Linked DNA regions of Homo sapiens: region 2 is linked to region 1. Evidence: read pairs that join two places in POLR2A ChIA-PET (ENCODE). Cell type or tissue: OCI-LY7. All regions are shown on one strand. Links, peaks and the distances in the headings refer to the core of each region. The heading gives the core; the rest is flanking DNA.

Region 1 (5,735 bases), core at 470-5,469:
AGAGGAAAGAATATTGTAAAAGAACAAAATTCCTGAATGCACGTAGATTTCTGTTTTCTTCACATAAAAAGGAAGCTTCTAAGAAAGACTATTTAACTTGTATACTGATAATAGAATAAATTAGCTTTTAAGAAAAAGGCTGGCTCAGTGGTTCTCAGCTTTGGCTGCACATCAGAATCACTTGGGAGCTGTAAAAATCCAGAGGCTCTGATTAAATTGGCCTGGCATGCAGTTTTAACAGTTCCCTGGGAGATCCAAATGTGCACCAACCGAGCTAGCTAAGGCTAAATTGTACCTATCAAAGGCCAGACAAAGGAAGGCAAAGGAAAACACATAAGTTCAATCCTTGTCCCTATTGTCTTCAAAATACATCCAGACACTCATTACCCACACACAATTTTTGACCATCCCAGGTCTCCTACTGGGCTGCTTCACTGAGACGTGGCTCCAGTCCAGTCCCAACTTTATCTACTGTTAGCCTTCATCCTTGGCTTTCCAAGAGCCCCATTCTAGATTAGGGTTTGCCCAATCAACTAATTCAAGAAATAACTGATAACAATATAGAATTATGGAAGAAATCAACAAAATAAAGAAATTTCCTCCCAAGTTACTCTTCTTGTCTTAACAGCCACATTCCAGCACCTGCAATCAAAGAGCCAGGAACATAGGAATATTTGGCAAAACCAACGAGAAAGCAGCAGCGGGCAAACTGTCCGTAGGCAACTGCCCGAGCCTTCCCGGCATAAGGCTGGCTCTGCCCCATGCCTTTCTTTTAATCTAGCCAGCTGGTCACCCTGTCATAAAAAAATACTATAATAGTCCATGAATTCTTTATAAATTCTTGCCATATATTTCTTAGGACACTGTTCTCTTAAAACCTGATATGAAGGTAATTTTTCCATTCGAATGTCCCACTTCCCCCTGTGAAACTCAAAATCCATACCTATACCTCCTTTCAGCTATCCCAGCCCAGAGTCCCTCTTTATAAATGTAAATATGGGCTCTTCTCTGGTTCTTCCCTCCTTGCCCATTCCATTAATCACTAAGATGGACATTCAGGGTCCTAACATGAAATAAATCAGATCCCCCAGTCCCGTGGAGCCTATAGACAGTACATGGAAATCTCCTGATGGCAACAGATTCTCTCCATTATATACTGAGCAGCACTTTTAAGGCAGCTCACAGTGCAGCCAGGAAGGCAAGACCTTGGTCCTGCAAAGCAGCCTTGGCCTCTAAGATGCCTTGTGCAAGTATCAACTAGCTTCCCCCTGAATATTCTCATGTCTTCCTGCGACTTCCTCCACCAGGTACTGGTCCTGGCTTCCTCAGTCATCTTGGCCCCTGTCCATCTCTTACCTCTTGGCATCATATGCCTTGGCACCTGGTAACCGACTAGAGCTCCTCAGCACTCTCCAGCCCTTGCCTCCAAGACTGATGGTGGCCTGTACCTGTGGACACCTGGACATCCCCCCAGGACTCTGTCCATGCCCTCAATCTGCATTTGACTTTTGCCTGCTGTTCCTGTGAACTGGCCTCTGCATGCCCAGGTTTTGGTCTTGTCATGCCCTAAGCACAGACTGGAATGACTCTTCTTTGCTCTCAGTGGTGTACTCTGTTCCTCTTCTGGGTGTAGCCTGTTCCTGTTTTCCTGGTTGCTTTGAAGGGAGGAGGGACAGGTAAAATGGAAGTACTTTTACCATGAGACAGCTTTGTCTTTTGGATGGCATCTCTTAGACAATTTATCTCCTCCGGCCATATTTTTCTTGAAACACCTTTTTTTTTCCTATGATATTGATAAAAGAGGCATTTTCCTACTTTTAGGGACATCTTCTGCCCTGTCAAACTCAATCTTCCTGATCTAAAGCCACTTTGATATCTAAAGAGCTACTCATCTATCTTTCACTTTGTGGGTTTCATTTTCTGCTTGACTATTAACCAAACAAACCAAAAGTCACTGGGTAACTTAGAAACAAAAAGGACCTTGTAAAGGGAAAAGGCTAGATGGGAGCAGTTGTGGCCACTCACCTGCTTCAGTAAACATCCCTGCTTGATAATGACCCCTCTGAATTCTTCTTTCAGAATCACATCATCATCACTGGAATTCTCTTCACAGAAGAACCCACTGTCTGGCTGTTGGAAAATCAAACAGCAAGCTAACATCACCAGTCTTAGGCACATTGCAACTTGTGCCATCTCCATTCCCCCTCCCCTCCAGCCATGAGGGCAGCCTCCTCCTTTTTCCTCCATTCCTGTGTACATCCCAATCTGAACTTCAAAGGTCCTTGATGAGCGAGTTTCTCCTCCTCCTTTTACTTGCTTCCGGGGCTGTTCCTTTCTTGTCTCCACTCAGGTGTGATCTTGTCAATATCCTTTTATTCTGGAGGGTCTCCCAAGCTGTATCCTAACTTTAGCTCCATCTTCCTAACCAGGCACATGTCTGCCTTCAAAGCCTTCCTTCTCTTGGGATATCATGGTCACATCCTTGAAAGCAGGGCAGGCTAATTTCTCATTGGCAATACTATCACCAGCTCAACATTTGCCACTGAGCCCCCTCTTGGAGAAAAGTGACAGCATGTGTCCAGCCTCTTCCCCTGAGGTTATGAGGGAAGTGGGACTTGCTCAGCAAAAGTAGATGATGAATCAGACCGAGGAAGAGGAGCCACTGTGATGGGTATTTTTAGAATCCTGCATTGAAATGGCTATAAACGACCAGATCAAAGGACTGAAGAAAAAAAAAAAACAGACTGTGGAACTTCCCCTAAAGTGAAATGAAACCCTCTAGGGTGTTCACTTCATGTTTATAAGAAGAATGGTTCTCTTAGGTAACTTCCTAAATTCTGTGCTCTGATCCAAGATAGAAACAAAACTGCCAAAATCCCCCAAGAAATCCACCATTGCTCACATGGCCTAAGAACAGGTTCACATTGTATAATATAGTGTTTCCCAATCGTGGGTAAGCATACTGTGGGAGGTACACAAGATGACTGCAGGAAGTGACATCTGTGGACACATTTTGTATTAAGAGTCATGTGTTTTAACATACATTTGGAATAATGCACTTAATACATCAAACCTGTGATTTATAGACTCCTGTCTGGAAAGGAAGCTGCAGTAGGGCAGGATTTTTGCCTGTCCCTCCAGTACGCTTGTCTACGTGGCTGTATCTTCTTGTCTTAGAGAATGCTTGCCATGGACTAGGGTCTAAGACAGTTTTATAAATGAATTATTGCTTAGAATAAGAATAGATAGTTGGGAGGCAGAGGCAGGTGGATCACTTGAGGTCAGGAGTTCGAGACCAGCCTGGCCAACATGGTGAAACGCTGTCTTTACTAAAAATACGAAAATTAGCTGAGTGTGGTGGCGCATGCCTGTAATCCTAGCTACTCGGGAAGCTGAGACAGGAAAATCGCTTGAACCCGGGAGGCGGAGGTTGCAGTGAGCCGAGATGACACCACTGCACTCCAGCCTGGGTGACAGAGCAAGACTACATCTAAATAAATAAAAAATAATAATAAGTAAATAGGAAACAATAAACTTTAAAATGTCCTTTAAAAATTTTTTTTCAAGTAAACAGTAGTATCCTTTTATAATAACAAATTCACTTGGACAGGGCGAGTGTTGTAGAGAGGGCAGCTGTTGAGTTGGGAAATGCTGGTATAACAGAAGCTCTAAATGGGCCTGGGAGCTTCAGGTATTCCCTTGTTCTTCCTGGCTGACCTCCCTACCCGCTGCCTAACAGCGCTCTATAGATGTCTATGAACTGAAATCAATCTAGAATCTGCTCAGGGCAGCCTCCCTTACAGGAAGAAGAGATGGGGAGCTTTTCTTACAAAGTAGTAGAAGGCATCAGGGTTGTCCAGGAAAGGGTTTTCAGCAGTTCCATCCACTGCACTCTTGGACATGTCTCCAGCAGGCTGCAGATACCCCTCATTGAGCAGCGATGAAGCAATCATGAGGCCTTCCTGGCGATTCCTAACAGACTGGTTGGATACCAGCCAATCAATGACGCAGTTACCTAGATGGGACCAGCACAGGGAAGGTTAACTCTCCTTACCGAAGAACAAGCCCCTGACAATCACCCCTGAACTGACTCCAGCTCACCCACAGGTCTGACTTGTCTCGTCTCCCCTGTTATTTCAAGAAAGAGAAAACAAAATAAGTGGGATAGATACCCACTAGAAACAAACAAACAAACAAAAAACTATGTAAAGGGTTTTTAAGAACATCTACATGCTGCTTAAGAAGAAACACATGACCAGGTATGGTGGCACACCTGTTGTCCCAGCTACTCTGGAAGCTGAGGCAGTAGGATAGTTGAGCCCAGGAGTTCAAGACCAGCCCAGGCAACATAACAAGACTCCATCTCAAAAAATATGTACCCTAAAACTTAAAGTATAATAAAAAATAAATAAATAAAAACAAAAATAAAATAAAAAAATAATAACTTTAAAAATAAAAAAATAAAGTCTTTGTCTTAAAAAAAAGCAACACATGCATCAAAGAAATAGGTTTTACTAACCCACTCACTTATCCCATTGATGAACAAACATTTACTGAGCACCTACTCGATGCTAGGTACTCTACTGGGTGTTGGAGAAATTCCCTCAAGGAGTGTAAAAGGGCATGATGGGTGTAATAAATAAGTCTTGTAACAAGTGCTCTGCTATAAGTCAGTTGCGAGACTACTGGGTCAAATCTGAAGGTGTGAAAGAGGTGAAGGAGGTGAGAGAAGAGGGCTGTGCATCACCATCAGGAAAAGATTCATAGAGGAAGTGACACTGGGCAGAGGCTTAAAATATGAGTAGGCGTTTGCCAAGCATATGAAGCAGGATGCAGAGGAACCAGCACAAGCTGAGGGGGCAGCAGTGTGAACAGATGCACTCAGGCATAAAGCAGCCCCATGGGGCAGGGGAGGAGTTGGTGGAAAGAAGGCAAAAGGAAATAAGAGGAGGAGGGAGGTGAAGGGTGGGTGGGGAGAGCTTTGATGGCACAGTAAGAAATTTGGCTAATGGGAAATCATTTTAAGTTTTTAAATAGGAAATAATGTGATGGATATATGTCCTAAATTAAAATTTGATGACATCACCTGCACTGATTGTCATGACTTTGCAGAGTCTAGCAGGGACCTTGAGAAGTCATTTAAGCAATCTTCTGGTCAAGAGATGATTGCAAAGAGAAGAAAATGAAATTGACCCATACATTGGATTATTAGCAGGTTACAATGAAGCTTTGTATTAAAAACAGCATGTTTGTTCTTACAACAAAAAAAGATAGATATTTGAGGTGATGGATACACTAGTTACCACGATTTGATCACTGCACAATGTATATGTGTATCAGAACATTAATTGTGCCCCATAAATACGTACTATTATGTGTCAATTAAAAAAGATAAAAATAAAAAGCAGTGTGTTCCTTACAAATGTAGCCAACAAGGGAGTCAACATGACAGCCTGCCTGTCCTGTCATCCGGGCAAAAGCAGTAGGGATGCCACCCTCAAAACAGGAGTGACAGCAGTTGGATAGCGAGCCTTCCATGAATTTCATGTATGAAAGGCTTTTGCTCACTTTTCTTTCTCTACAAAGATAAACTAAGTGACACTGCATTTCTTCTTTTTATCTTCATAGCAGCCTGTGAAAGAGGCAGGGTGGTAATTGCAGTCCTCATTTTAAGGATAAGAAAATTAAGGCTCAGGGAATCTGAGTGATCTTAGGCCAAAGTTACAACTGCTCTG
Region 2 (5,735 bases), core at 218-5,217, 1.4 Mb before region 1:
GGAAGATGCTAAGACTCTCCTTAATTTCTTAGCTGAAAGGGAGTATAGAGTCTCAAAATCCAAAGCTCAGCTCTGTCAGACTTCAGTAAAGTACCTAGTTCTGGTCTTATCAGAAGGGACCAGAGCACCAGGTGAGGAAAGGATTAGGCCCATTTCCTTTGATAGTTAGGGAAATTCTTGGGCATTACTGGATTTTGTAAACTGTGAGTACCTGGGCACAGGGAAATGGCTCACCCTTTATACCACCTCATAAAAGAAACTCAAACAGTTAAAACTCACCCCTCTCTCTTTTGGGAACCTAAGGCTCAAAAAGCCTTTAACCAGCTAAACCAAGCCTTCCTGGCTAACACGGTGAAACCCCGTCTCTACTAAAAATGCAAAAAAAATTAGCTGGGCATGGTGGCAGGCACCTGTAGTCCCAGCTACTCGGGAGGCTGAGGCAAGAGAATGGCGTGAACTCGGAAGGCAGAGCTTGCAGTGAGCTGAGATCATGCCACTGCACTCCAGCCTGGGCGACAGAGTGAGACTCCGTCTCAAAAATAACATAACATAACATAACATAACATAACATAACATAACATAACATAACATAATATAACATAACATAATATAACATAACATACCAGCCCTCAGTCTTTCCATGGGGAAAGCATTCAGTCTCTATGTAACAAAAAGGAAGGAAATGGCCCTGGAAGTTTTAACTAAGGCTTGAGGTCCAGCTCAACAGCCAGTGAGTTACTTAAGCAAGGAACTTAAAACTTGGTGGCCAAAGGATGGTCAGCCTGCCTCCAAGCAGTTACAGTGGAGGCTTTGCTGGTGTCAGAGGCCACTGGGTTAACCATGGGAAATAACTGTTTAACCCCACACAATGTAACAGGACTGTTGTCCTCTAAGGAAAGTCTCTGGCTGACAAACAATTGCCTCCTCAAATACCAAGCTTTGCTGCTAAAGGGATCTGCAGTCCAGCTGAAAACCTGCCCTTGCCTGAGCCCAGCCACTTTCTCCCAGAGAAAACTGGAGAACCTAAACATGATTGTGAACAGGTAAGTGGAGCAAACTGGGTAAAAGAAATAATAAGAATTACTGTTTGCATTCTTTGTAAAGTTTTAATTAATGAAAAAGGATTTTCTTAAAGAGCATTCAGCTTAATTAAAAGTGGATATCCAATCAATGGGTATATTTAAAAGGCCTTTATGTTTTTCTCTTCATAAATCTTCTTAAATAAATCTTCATAAATCTGGAAACTTTTTTTTCTCAGTTGACTGAATTGCTTTTTTTTTTTACTGTGTCTTGCCACTCTTGGTGCACCTAGAATGGCTTCCGGTGGCCTGGGACTCCTTGGGGAAACAGAAAATGCACCACAAATCCCATTTTAGGAAAAATCTGTTTTCCTCGGAGCCCCTGGAATTAAAGGTGAATAAATACCTCTCAAAATCGTCTTTGTCTTCTGGCTATGCTTGCTTATTAGGCCCTGGAAGCTGTATTCCTAGCTCTGTTCTGAAAGAACCTCACTCAGAGGCCAATAATCCAATTGGGACATTGGCAAATGCAAAATCTTATAACTGCTGGATCTTCTTCTGTTTGTGTGGTTATATATGTGTTACTTGTGTAATGCCTATTAAAAAAAGGAGCTCTAATTAATTGGCCTAAGAAAAATAAGCGCTTAAATCAAACATTTTTAAGGGAAAAGTAAAAGCTGTGGTACCTTTCAGTTCATGTGACTTTAATCTTTAAAAATAAAAAGAGTCTTAGGAATTATTGGTAAAATACAAATGTCTTCAAGGTATAAAAATGTGGTCTAAATTATGCAGGTCAAATACTAGTTTGCTAAATGTTTTAAGGTTGTAAACTGCTTTTTTTTTTTTGAGATGGAGTCTTGCTCTGTCGCCAGACTGGAGTGCAGTAGTGCGATCTTGGCCCACTGCAACCTCTGACTCCCTGGTTCAAGTGATTCTCCTGTCTCAGCCTCCTGAGTAGCTGGGATTACAGGCACGCGCCACCACATCCATCTAATTTTTGCATTTTTAGTAGAGACGGGGTTTCACCATGTTGGCCAGGATGGTCTCGATCTCCTGACCTCGTGATCCGCCCGCCTTGGCCTCCCAAAGTGCTGGGATTACAGGCAGGAGCCATTGCGACTGGCCATAAAACTACTTCTTTATTTAGCCTTTAAAAACTATCAACGTGCCTGCTTCACAATTGGTAGCACCTGGGAACATACGGAAGCAACCAAGCCCCTAACTATGCTGAAAGGAGTCAAACATTATCTGCATCCAGCACATAATTAAAACAACCTAACAGGTTTTACATTAAAGTTAAAAATTACTAAAAGTTACCATTATAACATGTGATTGAAACTACTGAACATGGAATTACATGGAAAGTGTGTAAAAACAGTAAAAGATGTTTTTATTTAAAGATTATAAGAGGGCATGGAAATGTATATTTTGCTTAGAAATAAAGAATTGTCTTAAAGTAGAAGGTTTAAGCAAATTGTAAAAAAAAACTGTAAAAATCTTGCAAAAAAAAACACTGCGTGTAAACATATTAACTAAATGCAAAAGGGCATTATATGGTTTTTTTCTGTAAATTAATCACTGAAATAAAAGCACAGCAAGGTTTTCTTAAAATGCTAATCTACTCTTTAGCAAAACTTGTCAAGGGTTATAACAGGTATGTGAAAATCTCACTTCATGGTCAAACTGGTTAAAATTAAATAGGATTGTCTATAATGTTTCATTTAAAATTAAGTTTAACATTAATAGCAAACTAATGCAAGGGTAAAATTTAACTTTCTCTCTTAACACGGGATTTTCATGGAATAGAAAAGGCTAATGAATGGTTTTTGCTTTTTCAAATTTCTGGCTCAACATTTTGGCAAAAACAAAAACTTTTGGTAATCTAAAATTCTATTTCATAATATCAAGTGTTTTAAATTTTAAATATACTTAACAGGCTTCCCAAAGTCAAACTTTAGTCTCAAGTCTGTCTTTCCTAACCCCTGGCTTTTGGGTGCTGCAGAGGACCCCTGAAGCATCTAGAAGAGAGGTAAACAGTATTATTTAACATGTTGAGGTACATAAAATTGCCAAAATGATGTCTAATACTCTTCAGGTTATACTTTAGGGAATAATATTAACATGTGTTCCAAAACTGTATGGGATGTCTATGGTTCTAGTGTCTGAATATGTGCTATTACAATTAAGGTTGTTATGCTGGGTTTTTGAAAAACACAAAAATAACCAAATTTCTTTGTCAATTGTATTTCTGACTGTATCCAAACTGGACATTTTGTCATTTACAGACAATTGTTGTTTTGTTTTAATTCTCTTCAAAAGATGGTTCATAATCAAGCCATGGGACTTTAACAAGTTCTCTCCAATGCAGGTTTGTCATGACCAAAAAATGTATGGGACTCATAAAAGGCTAAAATGTTTATAAATATCAAAACAAAAGTTAATGGAATGAACTGAACTAATAGAAAACTAAAGCAATATTCTTCACTTATTCTTAGAACACGGCTAATCCTTATTTTATTTTTTAGAGTCAAAAAAACTTGTCTTAAGCTAGCTACAGCCTTTGATAACTAAGCAAAGTGTACTACTATAGGCAAAGTTTGGAGCATGTTTATGTCTCTCTGCCTAATTCCTGTAGAATTTGGAAACTAGTTATAAATATTCTTAAATTACAACAATATAGTTGTTTGAATCAGTGCAGCAAGAATCCATTTTCTCTTGCAACAAAACACAATTGGAAAAACTGGTTGTTTTACCAAGGCTTTGACTAGAAGGGTATATTTCCCTTTAAGGAATCAAGCTTAACTTGCTGAGCCAATAAAAGCCCCTGGGGAAAACTGGCCTCATATCTGTCTACACAGTCTCCATACAGGGTTCCTGACCTGCAGTGAGTAAAGAATGTCACTTTCTAACAGGCCTAGGAACCCCATGCTTCTGGAACCTCAAGAAGGAAAAAAATTTATCCAACTCACAGGTATTTAAAAGTACAAACCTATGGCTGGGCTTGGCTTTAAAAAGTCCTATCTAAAATTCCTCATGGAACAAGGTTCCATCAAAGCCAATCTAAGAGGCTTATGTAAGGATGATTATTCTTGCTGTACTTTATGCAAATAATTAGGCCAAGTATAGGACTGAAGTCTGTTTTGCAAACAACTCAGTCCTATCATAGATTATTTTTAACAAAAATGAGGACTAGAGAAAGAGAAATTATGTTTTAAGACTTATCATACATCTGTTATTAACCTGTAGTCCCATCAGTTGTTTTTAAGTTCTTGCCTACATTTTAAACTAACCCTGCTTACTCCTGTCAACCAACCAGGAATCTCTGGCTGCAGCTCAGAGAAAACAGAAAGGCATCGGTAATAGAAAAATCTGGAAACATGTTCTAGTTCTGGGCAATTATCCTACAAATCCTGCCAGGTAAACTAGAACCCCAGGGTTTCTCCCTTTTTTGGGAAAGTAAGACCAAGGAAGCTAAACAAAGCCAAGCCCCATATACCCACTTACAGCAGCACAACCCATCTGAATGGCTCACAGGTATCAAACAAACTCTGTTGTCATGGTTACGGCCTATAGTGCCCCCATTAATAATAGTAATCTTAATACTCATATTTAGAACCTATATTCTAAACCTCCTTGTGAAGTTTATCTCTTCTCGCTTAGAAACCATCAAGCTTCAGATGGTGCTGAAAATGGAGCCGAAAATGAAACTGCCCTCCTACGAGGGACCCTTAAATCAACCCCAGGAGGAGCCCTAGCTGCTGTTCCCCACACAACGCCACTCTCCAGCAGGAAGTAGCCAGAAGAAATCGTCACCCAGTTTCCCCTAGCAGCAGTTATGGATTTCATTCCTGAGGGGGGAAATATGTTATAGGAGGCAGAAAGAAATGATTTAGGTAGACATTTAGGGTAAAGTGAGTCCCCAGCAGAAAACTTTCCTTTTAACAAAAAGCAGCTCAAAAATAGCTCCCTTTCTAACCTCATGCAGTTCAAAAAAAAAGCACTTCTCTTCTAACAACAAGCAGCCTGAAAGTTCAGGCTGTAAAACACAGAGAAGATGGCTTGAGCACAGAAAGGGAGGGGGAAGTCTCCTGGGTAATCACCAAACTTCACATTTACACAGTGGGCCCCAGTAAAACAGTGGGTCTTAATAAGCATATTCCTTCCCTTTAGGCGCAGTAAGATTGAGGAGCTAAAAACAGACTTGGGTGGATGTCTGCAGCTGCAAGAAGATGTGTGGGAACAGACACAGAAACTCTCCCTCCCAGATAAGCAAGACAAAGAAACACAGAATAAGAGTCCATCTATGTGGTCAGAGAATGGGATAAGAGCTGATTTAAAAAAACTCTGCTCTATATAGAAGGCACACCTGGTCCCAACCAAACCACTGGACCCTAGGAGGATAAGACCTCCTCTGCTCATGAGCCCCCTCCTCAGTAGCCCATTTATAAAAACCCTGACAATTTTACTACCACTTGGCAACCCGCTCGGGACCCCTCTCTGTGATGGAGAGCTGTTCTTTTCTTTTGCCTATTAAACTCCTGCTCCAAACTCACTGTGTGTGTGTCTGTCTGCAACCTCAATCTCCTTGGCCATGACACCAAAAACCTTAGTATTTACCCCAGACAACAAGGCTGCTTCACCAGCCTTCTCACATTAAATTCCACACATTGCATGTCGGTGCTGTCACAGCTGTGTCTATCACCACAGCAACAAGCA

What was found. Peaks named below come from ENCODE experiments on the same cell type or tissue, not always from the same donor. Only the 100,000 strongest peaks of a DNase experiment are listed, where the experiment ranks them.
Region 2: POLR2A ChIA-PET joins it to region 1 with 6 read pairs; 1 of 35 experiments calls an interaction of 5 or more read pairs at or near these places.

What each region holds. Positions count from the first base shown.
Region 1 is chr2:68,384,782-68,390,516 of GRCh38, reverse strand. PLEK (pleckstrin) reads right to left here. Exons shown (of 9, transcript NM_002664.3): 5 at 3,831-4,015; 6 at 2,026-2,130. Among named protein-coding and RNA genes, the nearest start is that of PLEK, 22 kb to the right of the region's middle. RefSeq lists enhancers at 1,322-1,371, 2,622-3,041, 3,062-3,241. In OCI-LY7, for the core only: CTCF peaks have their summits at 2,366, 2,566 and 4,862; DNase peaks (open chromatin) are centred at 2,696 and 4,846; H3K4me3 peaks cover 3,620 bases; H3K27ac peaks cover 4,543 bases.
Region 2 is chr2:69,789,381-69,795,115 of GRCh38, reverse strand. The region is part of intron 3 of ANXA4 (annexin A4); the gene reads right to left. It overlaps SMANTIS (SMARCA4 interacting SWI/SNF chromatin remodeling complex scaffold lncRNA), which reads left to right. Exons shown (of 3, transcript NR_164155.1): 2 at 4,680-4,851; 3 at 5,190-5,567. Among named protein-coding and RNA genes, the nearest start is that of SMANTIS, 6.8 kb to the left of the region's middle. In OCI-LY7, for the core only: no CTCF peak of the experiment used is centred there; DNase peaks (open chromatin) are centred at 4,775 and 5,115; H3K4me3 peaks cover 1,347 bases; H3K27ac peaks cover 955 bases.